Regions from separate parts of the Mus musculus genome. Here region 2 is linked to region 1. Evidence: chromatin loops called from intact Hi-C (ENCODE). Cell type or tissue: heart. All regions are shown on one strand. Each heading gives the region's core, and the rest is flanking DNA. Links, peaks and the distances in the headings are about the cores only.

Region 1 (7,794 bases), core at 1,992-6,991:
CCAGCTCTCCATTTTGTGTGTCATCTTGGAGTCATCTGTGTGGCCTTGAGAGCCCCACAGAGAGGGAGAGTCCACAGAGCCACTGCTCCTAGCTCCCTTCAGAACAAAAGACAGGCTATCTGCTAAGAAAAGGAGAGGCCCAGAGGAGAGACCAGTGCAGGGAAAAGGCAAAAAGCCATCTACTAACAGAATAAAGTTACCCTCTCTTTGTTCAAACCAGTATAGAAGTGGGGACTCAGAAACAGAATTTGCACAGATTTTATAAAGACACCTCTTCCATTGCAATAGGTTTTTTCATCCCTATCTTAAAAATGAAAACAGACAAACAAACAAAACTGTTTCACTGAAAAATATGCCCAGAATGGAAGTAAAAAAAAATGACATCATCCCTCATTCAAATCTTGAAAGGGACCTTAGAGAATGCTCTTGGAGGACCCGCCCTATCCCATGAGCCAACTAGTTAAGAAAGGATCACTTAAGTTCTGTCCCAGAGGGAGACATTGGGATGCTGTATAATCTCAACTGGATGGCTGTTCCCCAAAGCCAGAAGGAACTTGGAGCGTTCAGATGGAATGCTCCAGGAGCAGAAGACAAAGCTGAGGAGACCTGGGCTTCCATGGCCCTGCATCTGAAGTCAGGATGTGTCCATCACTCTGACTCCTGTACACTTCACCCAAGGGACTCACACAGCAGAAGACTTTGTAGACGTCAGAAGCAGTCAGAACGGGGGCAGTGTAGCACGGTAGTCAAGAACGTAGTCTTTGGGTTTCTCCCACTTGATCTTGATCTTGCACAGTCTCAAAGTTCCTTACCTGTGCCAGCAGAGTAGCCCCTACACATGCCCCACAGCTATGTCTGATAAGATGGGACTTAAGCTGTAGCTCAATGGTAGGGTGCTTACTTAGCACATATAAGGCATCAGTTTAGATACCTGACACCGCAAATGAAAGTACAACATTTACCCTGGCGCTACAGTAAACTGGACAGTGGTAGCTGCTATTATAATTAACTAGTCTAAGGTGGCAGTGTCCTCAACTCCATGTGGACTATATCCAACATCCTAATTCCCATGTTTAACGGGGCTCCTCAATTGACCTGTAATGGCAGACCAAGGACCAGGTTATGGGAGCAGTCTATCCTGGTACATACTATAAAGGGTACATAGTTCAGGAGAGAGAGAGAGAGAGAGAGAGAGAGAGAGAGAGAGAGAGAGAGAGAGAGAGAGATGAGTCTGTCTGCTTTATACAATAACTTCTAGAACTTCAAAAAAATCACTGAGAAACTGTTTGCCCTACTGTAGTGAAGCACATCACTGACCCTGCCTTTGGGACACTGCTACCCAATGGGCAGCCCTTCCTTCCGTGTTCACTGTGTTGTTCTCCCACCATCTCAGGCTTAGTGCCTCATAACTTCTGTTGGGCTTAGAGCCCTGCATGACCTCTCGCTAGCTGGACTCTTGCTTTCTCATTACAAAGTCAGTGGTGGTGCAGGAAGCTTCCCCACTCCCCACCCTGTGCTGCTCCCTCTACTAGCCCACATGCTTACAGTTAGACAGGAGCAGGGGAACCTCCCCAGACTTAGCTGCTCTACTCACTGGAAGCTGAGCACCAGGAAGAGGCAGAGTCAAGGGCAAGCACTTCCCTTGCACCCCATACATCTTTGGGGTACTGTTTGTTATGTGGCCCATGCGTCACAGCCAGTTTGCTGTGCCTCTGAAGTTCCATCTTTAGGCAGAACTAACATCTCGAGTCGCCAGTGCTGGCTGAGGGCAGCTCTCCCCCAGCGGTAAATGCGCCATTAGGATGAAGCGTCATGGGTGAAGAGGAATAAGGAAACAGTACAGCCATCCCGTGTAAATAGAGTCTCTGCAGAACCTAAAATGGCCAAGCATGGCTCACCATGGTTCTGAAGTGGTAAACACCCACTTCCCACACAGACAGATGCTGAGCTCTTGGGGAGAGGTGGGGGATTTCTTCTGGGATGGATTGCCTCAATTTAGCACATAAACATCTTTTCTCTCAACTTCCCTCACCCCAAAGCATCCCTGGCTCACAGCCACCCATCTCCATTGACTCATGCCACAAAGCCAAGAGAGATGCCCTTTCCTCCAAAGGGCCAGGAAATACTTCAGGTAGTCCTCTAGTGGCAGGTACCAGGAAAGAGTACCCTGGCTTCTTCCCAGCTTTTCTTGGTGATTTCATTGACCCTGCCTGCAGGCTTTGTACCAGAAGTTCCAAAATATAGAAAATTCAACTTCAAGCAACAGAAGAAGAGAGGATACAGACAAAGGGAAAAGATGAAAGTGAGGGGATTTTTTATTATTATTTTGTCAAAATTAAGTATACCTTTACCCCCTCCCCCCCCTCCCCTCAGAATACGAATATTATATGTGTGGCCATAAGCTTCATACGCTGCTTACTTGAAAAGTCATTTTTACACACGTAAAGGAGGCGCTCAGACTAAGCCAAGGTCATCCCTGACTTTCCAGAAACTTGCGGTGAATCAGTTACAGTACCTAGGCAGGCTCTTTGATGGCACCTCAACAACTGAAGACAAAGGGAATATATGGGCCCTGGCTTTGCTAGGGAACATCAAACTGCACATGAAACTCACTTCTAGACACAAGATTTTCACAGGCAGAGGAAGTCCCAGAGTCTGAATCCTATGGCCACATACCTCTCATCCCATCACTACAAGCAGACAATGGGGTGACAGAGTAAGGTAACCAAGAGTAAGGTAACCAAGAAAGCCAATGTTAGAGCAAGGTAGAACTGCACTATAGGTCTCTCTCTCTCTCTCTCTCTCTCTCTCTCTCTCTGTCTCTCTCTCTCTCTCACCTCTAAATAACAGTCACCTTTCCTCTCAGCAAAAGATAAAAAAGAGAGAGAGAAAGAAAAAAGACAAAGCCTTTATTGCCAGGGAATGCCCTGGGAAGAACCATATGGTTTCATCCTCATCGCAGTTCTATTGGCCATTATTGACCGAGAGGCATCTTCATGAGCTCAAAGGGCAGATCACCTAAAAGGCCAGTTGCAGCGTGTGTTTTCATGTAGATATTTTAAACGCACACAAGCCTGGGCCGGCGCTCGTGGCTGATGCTGGTAGATTACTCATTCTCCCTCCCAATCACGTCATGTGTGAGGTTCCAGGTGGCTGTGGGCTATTTGCTTACAAGGCTACCACTGGTTTCCTTGCAAGCTGTTTATTTTTCCAGCCTCAGGTCATTACATCAGCCCACGGTTTCCAGTTGGGCAAAGAGTAGAGTCTTGTGGGGGTGGGGATCCAGCCAGAAAGTGTCATTGCCTTGGTGACCCCAAGCCCCAGTCATAGCAGCTATTCCAGAAGAAACTTCCTGGGTGGAAAAGCAATCTCTACTGTGGCCAGTGGCCCATAAGCCTGCCTAAAAGAACAATGGTGCACCCAAATGGGTAAGGGCAAGAATTCTGTCCACCTACATACCTGGGACATGTGTATGAGCCTTGAGCAAACACAGACATTCTCAGGCAAAAAGAAACGGGACTCTCGATTCATTGCAAAATGTCAAGGAGAAAAGAAAAGAAAAGATATGGGTGAAGAAACAAAGAGGGTCTAGGTGCTAGCCCAGCTCCCAGGGCGAAGGGAAACATGCTGGAGTCATAGAGCATCACCACAGCCCTCAAAGAACATGGTGGCCACGACCATGACCCTAGTTCCTAAGAGACTTCGTTTTCTCAGAAGAGCAAGCACAGTATTTTCCCAAATACAAACAAAAAGACTCAAATCCTAATGAGATTTTTAAAAAAAACTTAACAAGTATCTTCTTATAGTCAGCTTAGAACCAGGGGGTTAAAATGAAGGGTTATATGGAGCTTAATTCTTGTTATCTTAGCTCTTTACCTTCTTCTATAAATAGAGATGGTTTAAACACATTTTAAATACTAGGTATTTTAAGAAATGTCATGATACCTAACTCTGGTTTTAAGAAAAGGAAGAAAGAAATTCAGCAGGAGTTCCTATTTCCTTGAAAAGGCAGCAGAGGCTCTGGCCCGCGCTCCTCTAGGACATGCTGCTCTCACGATGACCAGGAACATCATCTTCCCAGATACAGAAAGTTCTCCGGGAGCATGGATGCTTGTAAAAGAGACATATGAGGGAGGTGGTCATAAAGGAGAGGACCAGAAAGACAAACCTACATATGCTGAACTTGCCAAGGACTCAAAAGGCCACAGCAGCCTTATGAACACATGGTAAAGCTTTCCAGAAAGGGCCAGACCTTCCAGTCAGGGAGAAGACTGGATACGTCTGCGGGTGAGCGTGTGTCATGTTATTGCACAACTTTCAGGCGCCCAGTGGAACCTTTCCAACATCAACAGTCCCCAGGCCAGAAAACAAACCTGGCGTCACAGGGTCTGAGTGTGAAAAAAGGATGTTTGGGGTGTAAAAGAAATTGGAATTGCTTTTTTTTTCTCTTTCTGAGAGAAGACTGAGAAGATGAGCTCTCATCCAGGCGAACTCCACAGAGTCTGACTCCAACCTCCTGAGCCTAGAGTCTTCCATTAAAGTCTAACAGAATGCCATCTCGGGTGTTTAACTCTAATGCTCCTTCCAGCCCTCACCAAAAGCCGACTGACCAGACTCCCATTCTCATCAAAGGATGTCTAACTCATCATTAACTGAATGTGCCAACATGTGAGACTAGGCTAGCACAATGCAAAAAAGGCATTCCACCAAGGGGGCTTTGCTTTGTTTGAAGCTTCTCGTTTTACATATAAGGAAAGGAAGACTCAAGAGAATTTGACTGGCTGCCCCAGGCATGGAGAACCAGTCTTGGAAACCAGGTCTACGTGTCTGTCTGATTCCAAAGCCCATGCTTTGACCAGCATGTGGTTTGTGTATAAAAGATTCCCTGCCCCACTGCCCGAAAATCCAGACCTCACGATGCTTCCTTGACAACCGGCTTCGAGAGCATGAACCAGAACGGGATGCTAAGACTTGGGAATGGTGAGAGGATGAAGTCTCGTGAGCGGCCCCAGGAGTCTCTGTGATGGTGCAGGCTTACCTGGAACATCACAAAGCATCTCAGGAGCCACAGCTCCTACTTCTGCTTGGTTTATGAAGGGGTCAAAAAACTTGGGTGAGACGATCCCCATCCATGTCCCTCCTACTCCCGCCACATTCAGTTGTGTACACCAGGGCACAGAAAACTTCCTTTGCAAAAGATCATAAAGTGAATATTTTAAGTTTTACAAGCCACACAAGCTCCGTGACAGCTATCCAAGCTTAGTCTTGTGAATGCAAATGGTCATAAACAACACAGAAATAAACCAGTGTCACTGTGTCCTAATAAAATCTTATTTGCAAAAACAGTCAAGTGGTCTGGCCACTTGTTATCTGCTATATCCTCTTGTAGAACCGTGTCTTTTATACCTGATTCCATCAATAGGATTGACAGGTATCAGTCAGAACAGCCAGGTGATAATGACAGAGAATATTCTAGTCTGCTAAGCAAATACTAAAACATCAAAGACTAATAATTTTCTTTGATCTATTTCTTTTAAAGAACAGTTAGCTCCTGCAACTATCCTGTCCTATATACGAACCTTATAAAGTCAATAGCTACGAAGAATAAAGGTGGCTGGATCCCCACAACAAGAAGGTAGTTGTGCTTGCCTAGAAACCATTCCTTAACATGACCCTATCATCATACAATAGAAAACTACATAAACCAATAGGGGTGGCAATCAGTACTTGACGGCATCGCTTTATTACAGCTCAGGAAGACAGGTGCCACTAGCTTCCTCTAGCTTAGGCACAATAAACACTGTCATTGGTTAAAGTGTGGTGGCACGCATCTGTAATTTTAGCACTTGAGAAGTTGAGGTGAAAGGACTTTGAGTTTCTGGCTACACCAGGCTGTATGTCATGACCTTATCTCAAAAATCAAGGGCTACAGATGTCGACCAGTGGTAGAACACCTGCAGAGCATGCACGGGGTCACAGCATGCATAGCACCCAGAACCAAAACGCCATCATTTTACAGTTACCAACAATGTCAATAATAATAATAATCCATAACTACGCATACCATTCCTCCTTTAGCCAGGCATCGGTCAGGAAACACATAGACATTAGCTTAGTGAACCTTTGGAGGGACAGACCCTGATGCCACTCTACAGTTAAGGAATGACTTTTATCTGACTAGAGTCACTCAGGACACGCACTGAGATTTTGCCAATGTCAAAGCCTGTCCTTTAACCGTTGTACCATTCTGTTACACTCTAGCCCAGGAGAGTTCACACAGCCTCCTTTAGGTCCCCATCCCACACTTCCATCTCATAGCCAGTAGTAAGTCAGTCACACGGAGAAATACTGACCAGCCCAAGCCTTACAGAAAGCCCACCATTGTGTTACAAATTCACCTCGGTCTCACTCGCTGGCCTGCAGCCTCCGTGCTCCACCTCTAATGCAGAGCTGGCACCCAAGTAAAACAGTGGTGCCAGTGATAGCACACTCATTCACTGATCAGTGGTCACACGAAACTCTGCCTGTCCGTTCAATGGTGGGAATCCTTTGTTCATAGCCCTTGCCACCAATAAGGGAAGCGTGGGGCTACATTAGACTCAGCCTACAACATAAATTATGCAAAATGATATTTCTCATAATGGCACCTTAAGTGAAAGTACGAGTCTCCCTGCCAGCAACACAGTTCTGGTTTGCTATGGTCTTTCCTGCTGGTGAATATTGAGTCTTTGTTGAGGGCCAGTGAACTTGGTTGAGCTTGATCTTTGTTGGCGTCAAATACGGTTTCAGGTAAATCCTACGAATGTGACTATTCAAAATGGATCACCTTTGTACCATCACAATTCCCAAAAGATCAGCTCAGAAGGGGCACAGCAACAAGCAGCTTTAAAATCTCAACACAGAAGAACTAAGTTTGTTGGGCTTGAAGTCCAGCTTCTATATGCCCAGTCTGCTTCTTTCAAATCCTGCTGCATGGCATTCAGATAAGGCAAGCCAGATATTAAAACATATTAACAAATGTTGTCATCCAAACAGATCAACTGCTCATAGAATTTGATTCTAGCTATGGCAAAAGAAAAAAAGGGGGGGGCTAACTAATTCATCTTACCCCCTTATGTTATAGCTGTAGAAAATGAAGATAATACAAATTAAATGGCTCATGTAAAACTTGACAGAATGGCACGACCCCAACACTTGGAAGGTTGGGATGGAAAGGGCACTGGTTTGAGACTGGCTTGGGCTACATAATGAGACTCTGTCTCTGAAAAGGAATTGGAGAGAAAACAGAAGAGGAAGAAGTGGAGGAGTGAGCTGGAAGGCAGACGGGAGAGGACAAAAGGAAACAGAGAGAAGAAAACAAGTTCACATGATAAAAAGTCATAGAGCAGCTATGGACACCGAGGGACAGAGGGTTGAATTCATATACAATCCAAGGAAGGTTATTTACCTGAATTTCTTACGTTGGTGTTATTCAACTTGGAGTCTTTGATTACCAAGTGCTTAATCCATAAGGTGGGGGCTGTGATTTCTAGAAAAAAACAAGAGAGAAAGAGAATGTGTGTGAATATGTGGGCAAAAAGTAGACAACATATAGTACAACCCAGATTCGTAATAAGCTTTTTAGAAGCCTGGGCATTAAAGCTTCAGCTATCTTCCTCTTGGCATATCGACCCCATCCCAGTGCCAACACACTCTCTCTTCCTTGCGACGGAAGTGCTTCTGCCCATCGGCTTTTAAGTGACAACCAGGGCATCCTGTGCTGGAACCCAGAGTGGTCAGAATCCAGAGGCACCA
Region 2 (7,794 bases), core at 1,801-6,800, 50 kb after region 1:
GCTGCACATACACACATGTAGCTACATATACACATATGTAGCTGCACATAAACACATACATGTAGCTGCACATACACACATGTAGCTGCACGTACACAAGCATAGCATTCAACTTCCGGTCAACACAGCTGAGATCTCAGCTAAACAGCTTGGGCAGATGACAAACCCTTGGCAGAGTCCTTGGCAGAGCAGCTATTGGGAATTATGTCTCTGGCATCCAGAGAAGAAATAGACCACACCAAAGCAAAGGGCAAAGCCTGGAGCAGCTGACTTCATTCCAGGTCCCCAAAGAACTGAGCTTCACATCCCAATGATGTATTCAAGAAACCAGAGAGACGACATCCTTACAGAGTAGGTTTAAGGGTTTTGTTTTTTGTTTTTTGTTTTTTGTTTTTAACAAATACTGACATCACCCCTGGGGGATGAGAAGAGTTAAAAATCCCTAATCCCTGTGTCTAAAATGGCTTAATAATGTGCTTCAACCTTGCAAGCACGAGGTCCTAAGTTTAATCCCAGAACCCAGGCAAAAAGGCTAGACACAGTGGCATACTCTTGTGATTCCTGTGCTGGAGGGGCAGAGAGACAAGCAGACCCCAGGGCTCCCTGACCAGCCAACCTACCCTAATTGGTGAGTTCCAAGCCAGTGATAGACTGCCTCAGAAAACAAGGTGAATGTTTCCAAAAGGACAACACCCAAGGTTTCCTCTAGTCTGCACACACATATGCACACAAACAAATGTACAACCATACATACACATATGTACCTGCACATACACACATGCAAACAAACACACATGCATCCACACACACATTTGTACCTGCATACACACACATGCACACAAACGCATGTACAGCCATACACACATTTGTACCTGCACACACAAACACATATGAACAAAAATACCTGTCTGGATCTGAGCCTCATAATTGGATTTAATAGTCTGGGGCCATCCTAAGTACTGATAGTTCAAACAGTGGTGAATGCAGCATCCCTGCTGTAAGGGAAGATGAGCTGCCTGCCCGCCCGCCCGCCCGCCCCTGTGTGAGTTGAGGTTGGGTATAGTGAGGAAGGAGAACAGGGGAAACAAAGAAAGAAGCCACGTGAGTCTCCTTAAAGCTAATTCAGTCATGTGGCCTCCAGCTGTGTCTCACACCAGATAAAGCTGTCCCAACAGAGTCCCATCATTCTCTCCTTGTTCTTCAGAAGAATAACATCTGTAGTAATTCCCAGGAGTAAGTCATGCTACGAACTCCAGCATGCCCCTATGCCAATGTTCTAGACAATATTAGAGCAATGTAGCTTGTCTCAGGACTTAGAGCTGGCTGAGTGACAACGGGCCATGGGGAAGGAGATGGCATTGTCTCCCAGCACTCTGGCCTCTCCTCGGAGTGACGGAATCACACTCAGAGCAGCAACCTCAAGATATTGCAGCATCTTTAGTAGTGGGGGAGGGGAGCTTCCATGTAACCACTCGAGCTGGAATGGTCTACTGACTGGCCGTCTGACTGCTCACTGGGCTGAGCCAGCCTGCACTGAGGACACATGGCAGTGCTTAGCCTGTCACACAAGCAAGGAATACCTGACAGCCTGCAATCCCGGGCACTCTCATTTAGCAAGTCAGCCTGGACTAATCTGGAAGTTCCCTTCCTTAAGCAAACACCACCTGGTTGGGCCTGGCCTTGCCAGAACAAAAGCTGGCCAGAGGGGCTGTCTGTCATGAGACAGCTAACACTTCAGAGTCAGGAGGGCAGAGGTCAACCACGCTCATAAGCAACACGCTCAGGACTCCACGAGCCTGCAGAGGAGAGAGAACAGCTGCCTTCGGCTCTGCCCTCCTCCCCATCACCTTTCTCCCACAGGTCTCAGCCCAAAACAAAACTCAGGAAGGTCTGATTTCCCCTCCGAGGGTGTGGGTGCTCAAACACACAGACAAAGGTCACCGCATTCTGTTTTACTCAGATAATTAGCTAACCTAAAAATTGATGAGGACAGAGGGCTCATGACTCTTCATGCTTGGAAAGTTTCAACCGAAGGCTTTGGGTGCTCTCCCCCAACCCTTAAGTGGTACCATCTATAAGCTTGAAAAGATCTAAGATAGAGACCCACAGTCGAGATGAGACGCACAATAATGGTGCTGATAGATGCTTACACAACATGTGTATGTCCCAAGTGTTTCACATGCGTTAGCCCATTTCATCCTCATCGAGGTCTTACAAGGGAAGTGAAATAATAACCACTAATAATAGTAAAATGACACGCATAACCTAAGAGCCATATATAATGCTGATGACGTCATAGTAATTTATCACATGTGTACAACATAACAATCATAAAGATAATCGTCTCTCTCTTTTTTTTTACAGATAAGCACGCTGGGAAGCTAAGTGACTTGCCCGTGTGGGTTGGCCTCAAGCCCAGGCAGGTTGGCCCCGGTCAGGCACAGCGCACCAAGCACAGCTCTAGACTGCATCTTCCTAGTGCACAGTTCCGAGCTCCCTTTGAGTCTGCCAGGTCAGACAGCAACAGAACATAGGGATCTTCGGAGTGCCCTGGCCTTGAACCAACTCTTCACCCCAAGTCATGATGGTGCATGCATTCTCCAAAAATAGGGTTATTTGGCAGTGCAAAGCTTTAAATGGGAAGTCAAAGCAAGCACTTCCCCCAGGGCTGACGGCCAAGGTCACTTTATCCCTGTGCTCCCCGCCCCAGCCTGGTTACATCTTTGAGTCAACAGAGAAACACTTAAAATATCAAAGTCAAACCTATGCCCAACCACCCCTCTATGTTACTGCCTAAGATAGTATTGGTCTCAGGTCAGTAACCCCCTCCCTCAACCAGAAGTGAAATCTGAAAACCCTCTGACTGACAGCCACCCTACATCCCCTGAGACAGAATTACAGGAGCACCGGCCAGTGGTGGCGCACGCCTTTAATCCTAGCACAATGACACCATTGCATACACTAGCAAGCCTTTGTTGCAAGGACGGTGATATAGCTGTCCCTTGTGAGACTAGGCCGGGGCCTAGTAAACACAGAAGTGGATGCTCACAGTCAACTATTGGATGGATCACAGAGCCCCCAATGGAGGAGCTAGAGAAAGTATCCAAGGAGCTAAAGAGATCTGCAACCCTATCGGTGGAACAACATTATGAACTAACCAGTACCCCAGAGCTCTTGACTCTAGCTGCATATGTATCAAAAGATGGCCTAGTCGGCCATCACTGGAAAGAGAGGCCCATTGGTCAGGCAAACTTTATATGCCCCAGTACAGGGGAACACCAGGGCCAAAAAATGGGAATGGGTGGGTAGGGGAGTGTGTGTGGGGGGGGGGACTTTTGGGATAGCATTGGAAATGTAATTGAAGAAAATACGTAATAAAAAAAAATCCTAGCACTTGGGAGGCAGACAGAGGCAGGTGGATTTCTGAGTTCGAGGCCATCCTGGTCTACAGCGTGAGTTCCAAGACAGCCAGGGCTATACAGAGAAACTCTATCTCAAAAAACCAAAAAAAAAAAAAAAAAAAAGAATTACAGGAGCTTTTAAAACCCTGAAGCAGCTTTTTCTATCTCTGAAAGTGTAGATTCCCCCCTGAATGCTATATGTACTTGATAGAAGGATCCTAGAGAAAGCGGCCAGGCACAGGGACAATCCCCAGCCAAGCTAAGCTTACCATGTCCTATAACTGTCCTTATTTTCCTCACCACATCTCCATGCATTTGCCACATGTCCTGACTCACAAAAACCTCTCATCTGGGCCCTTAGGGGGCCGTATAGAAGTTTCCTTGAAGAGGCACCTTACTGTCCCACTGCCACTATGCTTCAGGAAGGCTGCCAGTGCCAATGTAGCCTAGCCCACTACTACACAAAGCAATAGCTGGGACACTGAGCAGGAGAGGTGAGCCACTGACAGGGTATTTAAAATCTTAGCCGTGCCCATCTGCATGTGCACGTGTACACACACAGTCCAGAAGCTATGGTGAGCTCGGTGCTCAAAAAGGGTGCCTCTTCATTCAAGGAGGTACATGGCGAGGGGTTGTGGAGGGGTAGCAATAAACAGAGAAGGGAATACTGAGGTTGCCTGTGGAAACTGGCAGGGACGAGCGAAAATAATCAGCCCACATTTGACAGAAGAGACAGCCAGTAGGGAGGACCAGGACCCGGCCATGCCAGTTTCCTGGCTCAGACTCCATGCATCTTGTCAGGGCCCACTGCCAGTTGGCAGGGAGTGGCATAGAGGGCCCAGAAGGGGAAAGGCAGTGCAGAGGGGATAAAGAGACACTCACCCAGCCATTTCCCACAAAATGAAGGTGCCAAATGACCCTGGTGCTCTCTGGACACCTCCCTTCTGCCTCAGCCCAGCGAGCGCCCCAGAAGCCCACGTGAAACCTCACCTGTGTGAAGGAACCATCCTCGCCACACTCTGGGACAAACACAGCCTCCTGAGGCTTCTTGGCCTGTTCCAAGGCCTGAGCCCTCTCCAGGCGACACTTGCTCTGGCCAGCATCTAAACAGGGGGAGGAGTACATTGTATATTTCCCTTGGGTTCCACACAGAAGCCAGGGACCAAAATGGCTGCCCCATGGCAGGAATGCTGAGAAAAGCCCTGTACCTGGCTGGGGCAAGGCAGCATGCCACCTGCATGTTCAGTGGGAAGAGTGTGGTGCCCATGTCCACAGACACCTGCTGGAGCTACCTTCCTCTTAACGCTTAGGGAAGTAGAGGAGAAGCCTATTAGCCCAGGCTCTCCTTTTCTTTCTCCTAAATGTCCCTTTACTCATGGGATGGGGAAAGTGAGTCCCATTCCCATTAACTTCTCCAAGCTTTACTAAAACTAATAAATCCAGGAACTGCAAGGAGAGCGTGATGGTGCATATCTTTAATGTCAGGACTAAGGAAGGCTCTGATGGCAGGCCTGTCATCAGCCTGGGCAACATAGCAATGCTAGCGCTTTCTTGAGAAAATCAAATGTCTGTGGTAGCCCGCTGGCTTCCTGCACTTCCTATGATCGCTCCAGACCACAAGGTCAAAACTCTACGGGACTCGGGAAAGCAGCACAGACAGTGACTGAGGGGCTGCACACGCAGTGCTCTGAAGTCAGGAGGAAGGTTGGAAGTAGAGCAGAAAGCAAGCTCCTTGTAGTGGCTGGAACTCCTCAGCGCTGACTGTGTGCGCTGTCTTGCACTGACAAACCTGACAGTGCCAGACCTGCCAATTTTGGAAGAGAGAAACAAAAGGCCAGATTTGTTATTGTTGAATCTCCCAGTTTTTAAATGTTATCTCAAATACTTTGCGCGCTTTAAAGCAGGTCAAACAAAACACTTCTGTGAACCAACAGTTTGGAATCCCTATCCCGGGGCCAGCAGTAATGTACTGTGTCTCTGTTTTGAGAAAAAAAAAACAAAACACCACAAGCATACAAGACACTGCCCCTCAGCCCCTCGCTCCTCACTGGTGGCAGTGTCTGAAGATCAGGGAAGTGTTCCTTACCATTCTTCCTTCCCTCACACCCTGATGGGAGGCGGAGAGAGACAGAAGAGCAGAAGAGCAAAGGCATTCAAGCCCCAGTGATGATTTCACCTTGTGGCGCTGTAGTCCCAGCAGCCTCTGCCCGCCTGAGCGTACACACTCACCTTTGCATCGACCTCGATGGACCACGGCCAGGGCTGGGTCTCGGCACTTGGCTCTCTGGTACTCACACATGGACTCGTAGGACCTGCCGTCAGAGGCGCAGATGGGCTTGGGCTGAGTCCTGGGACAGTGTGGGTTGCACGGAGGGTCACGGTCACTTATTAGGAACTACGTTGGGAAGGAAGAAAAAAAGTGAAATAACACAGAGGTTATTTTTGCAAGAAAAATAGGGAGAGACCCATGACTTATAGTCTTGGCTTCCCCTTAGTTAGTAAATCTCAAATAGATCTGAAGTTATAAAACCCTAGAGATGAGGGAGCCTGATAGATGTTTAACCAAGGAAGGCCTCCCGTATGCATCCCAAAGATAGTAAGGTCCTGTTAACTGACCACAAGATGCTCCAAATGTAGGATCCTGTCAATCTCCACAACCACCCTGTGAGACGGAACCCCTGACGGGACCACTGTCACACTGTGTGGCGTGAGGATCTCCTCACAGCCTAAATCCATGGGGAGAAAATCAAAGCTTTAACCTGAAAACCATGCACCCTCTCTCCACACACGGATGGCTACCACAACTGCTGCTTACAAATGCTCAACTCCAGAAAAAAACAGTCTCTAAGTTCTGTGGGGGAAGTTTTATGTAATAGGTAATATCATTGAACCCCAAACCTATCGCCAAATCAATAGCATTAAACCCCAAATCTATCTGTTCTGCCCATTGCTCTCTAGCAAAATACAAGCTGAGTGAGTAAGAAAATTTTTTCCTGTGTTCCAAACGTGTGGTGATAATAATCAGCGTGGGAAACAATAAGTCAAGCAGAATCCTTTAGGACCAGAATTCTCAGACACCTTCAATAAACCCTCATGCACTGCGACCCTCCAAGTCGACCTCAGCATACCAGTGTCAGCCCTGGATCCCTGATTAAAACCCTTGAAAGGTGTCCAGCTGCCATTAGGACAGGTCAAGGGTGTTCCAGGATGGCCGTATGTGACCCTGGGCCTCAGTGACGGCATTTCTGTGCCGCTTGTTTACCACTGCCTCTGCCCATCTAGCCATTTGAAGTGTTTCTCCACCATCTGCTCTCAGCCTGCTCTGGGTTTGGGCTGCCACCATCTTTTTCAGGAGGCTTCCCCAACTCTCACAGGTAAGGACAGTGCCCATCCCAATCTCTCACAACTCTGGCTTCCTCTCAAGATATTTTTTTTCTTCTCTTTTCTTTTCTCTTTCTTTTCTTTATCTTTATTTTTCTTTATTTTTTTTTCAGAACACTTTTATTACACACGCTATGAATGACAGTTTATTTGCCTGTCTGGACTTAGATCTTCCACAGATAGAACTCCAGCCCCTTGCCTTCAAGCACATAGCCGTCTGCTCTGCCACACTGACCCGGTCTGAGGCAACACAGGTGAGAAGCTTGCCCTGCTGGAACTGCTCCTCCAGAAGAGCTGATTCTTCTTTCCTTTCGTCGTTGTATTTCTTTTTAATTGTCCTTGATAGTTTTTTTGTTTAAAATCTCTTCCTCCTCAGGAGTCAGCTTGGCCCCCTTCTTGTGGCCCAGGGGCAGTGCATAGTGGGACCCGTACCACTATCAGTACGATGCGCTGTCAATAGGCACAATGCCATTCTTCACCTGGGTCTTGGTGCGGACAAGCTCATTACTGGATGCATTGTAGACAACATCAATAATCCTTGTTTTGTGAGTACAACACTCAGAGGCCCAGGAAACATTCCCCACATCCAATCTCAGGGCACGGTAGTTCTTACTGCCTCCTCTAACTCGGACTGTGTGTATACGGCAAGGGCCAATCTTGGTGTTGGCAGCTGGCCGTCCCTGCTCATACTTCCGCTTCTTGTGGTATGGTTTTCTCTTACCCCTGGTCTTGCGGCACTTGTACCAGTTGTCCAAGAGATACTCATTGCTCAGTAATGACTGGAAAGAGGAAGCCCCTCTCTAGCTCTTAACATCTGAGATGATGAATTTATATGTGTGACTTGGTTGGCAATAGGGTACCCAACTTGGAGCTTCAAGACAAGAAGGATTTAACTTGCTCTACATGTAAACATATCTGAGCATCTAGCACAGTGCTGGACTCTTTGACTATTTGTGGAACCAATGTAGCCATGAGTAGTGCTTCTCGAATGAAATTAACTCAGAACCAAGAT

What was found. Peaks named below come from ENCODE experiments on the same cell type or tissue, not always from the same donor. Only the 100,000 strongest peaks of a DNase experiment are listed, where the experiment ranks them.
Region 2: a loop joins it to region 1, with 2.0 times the contacts of the local background. A loop is called at or near these places in 3 of 42 quality-filtered maps.

The regions. Positions count from the first base shown.
Region 1 is chr12:81,152,407-81,160,200 of GRCm38, reverse strand. It overlaps Smoc1 (SPARC related modular calcium binding 1), which reads right to left. Exons shown (of 13, transcript NM_022316.2): 7 at 7,448-7,528. Among named protein-coding and RNA genes, the nearest start is that of Mir3067, 9.8 kb to the left of the region's middle. In heart, for the core only: no CTCF peak of the experiment used is centred there; a DNase peak (open chromatin) is centred at 4,330.
Region 2 is chr12:81,102,609-81,110,402 of GRCm38, reverse strand. Smoc1 (SPARC related modular calcium binding 1) reads right to left here. Exons shown (of 13, transcript NM_022316.2): 2 at 5,631-5,796; 3 at 4,392-4,504. It also overlaps the pseudogene Gm18031. Among named protein-coding and RNA genes, the nearest start is that of Mir3067, 60 kb to the left of the region's middle. In heart, for the core only: no CTCF peak of the experiment used is centred there; a DNase peak (open chromatin) is centred at 4,182; H3K27ac peaks cover 77 bases.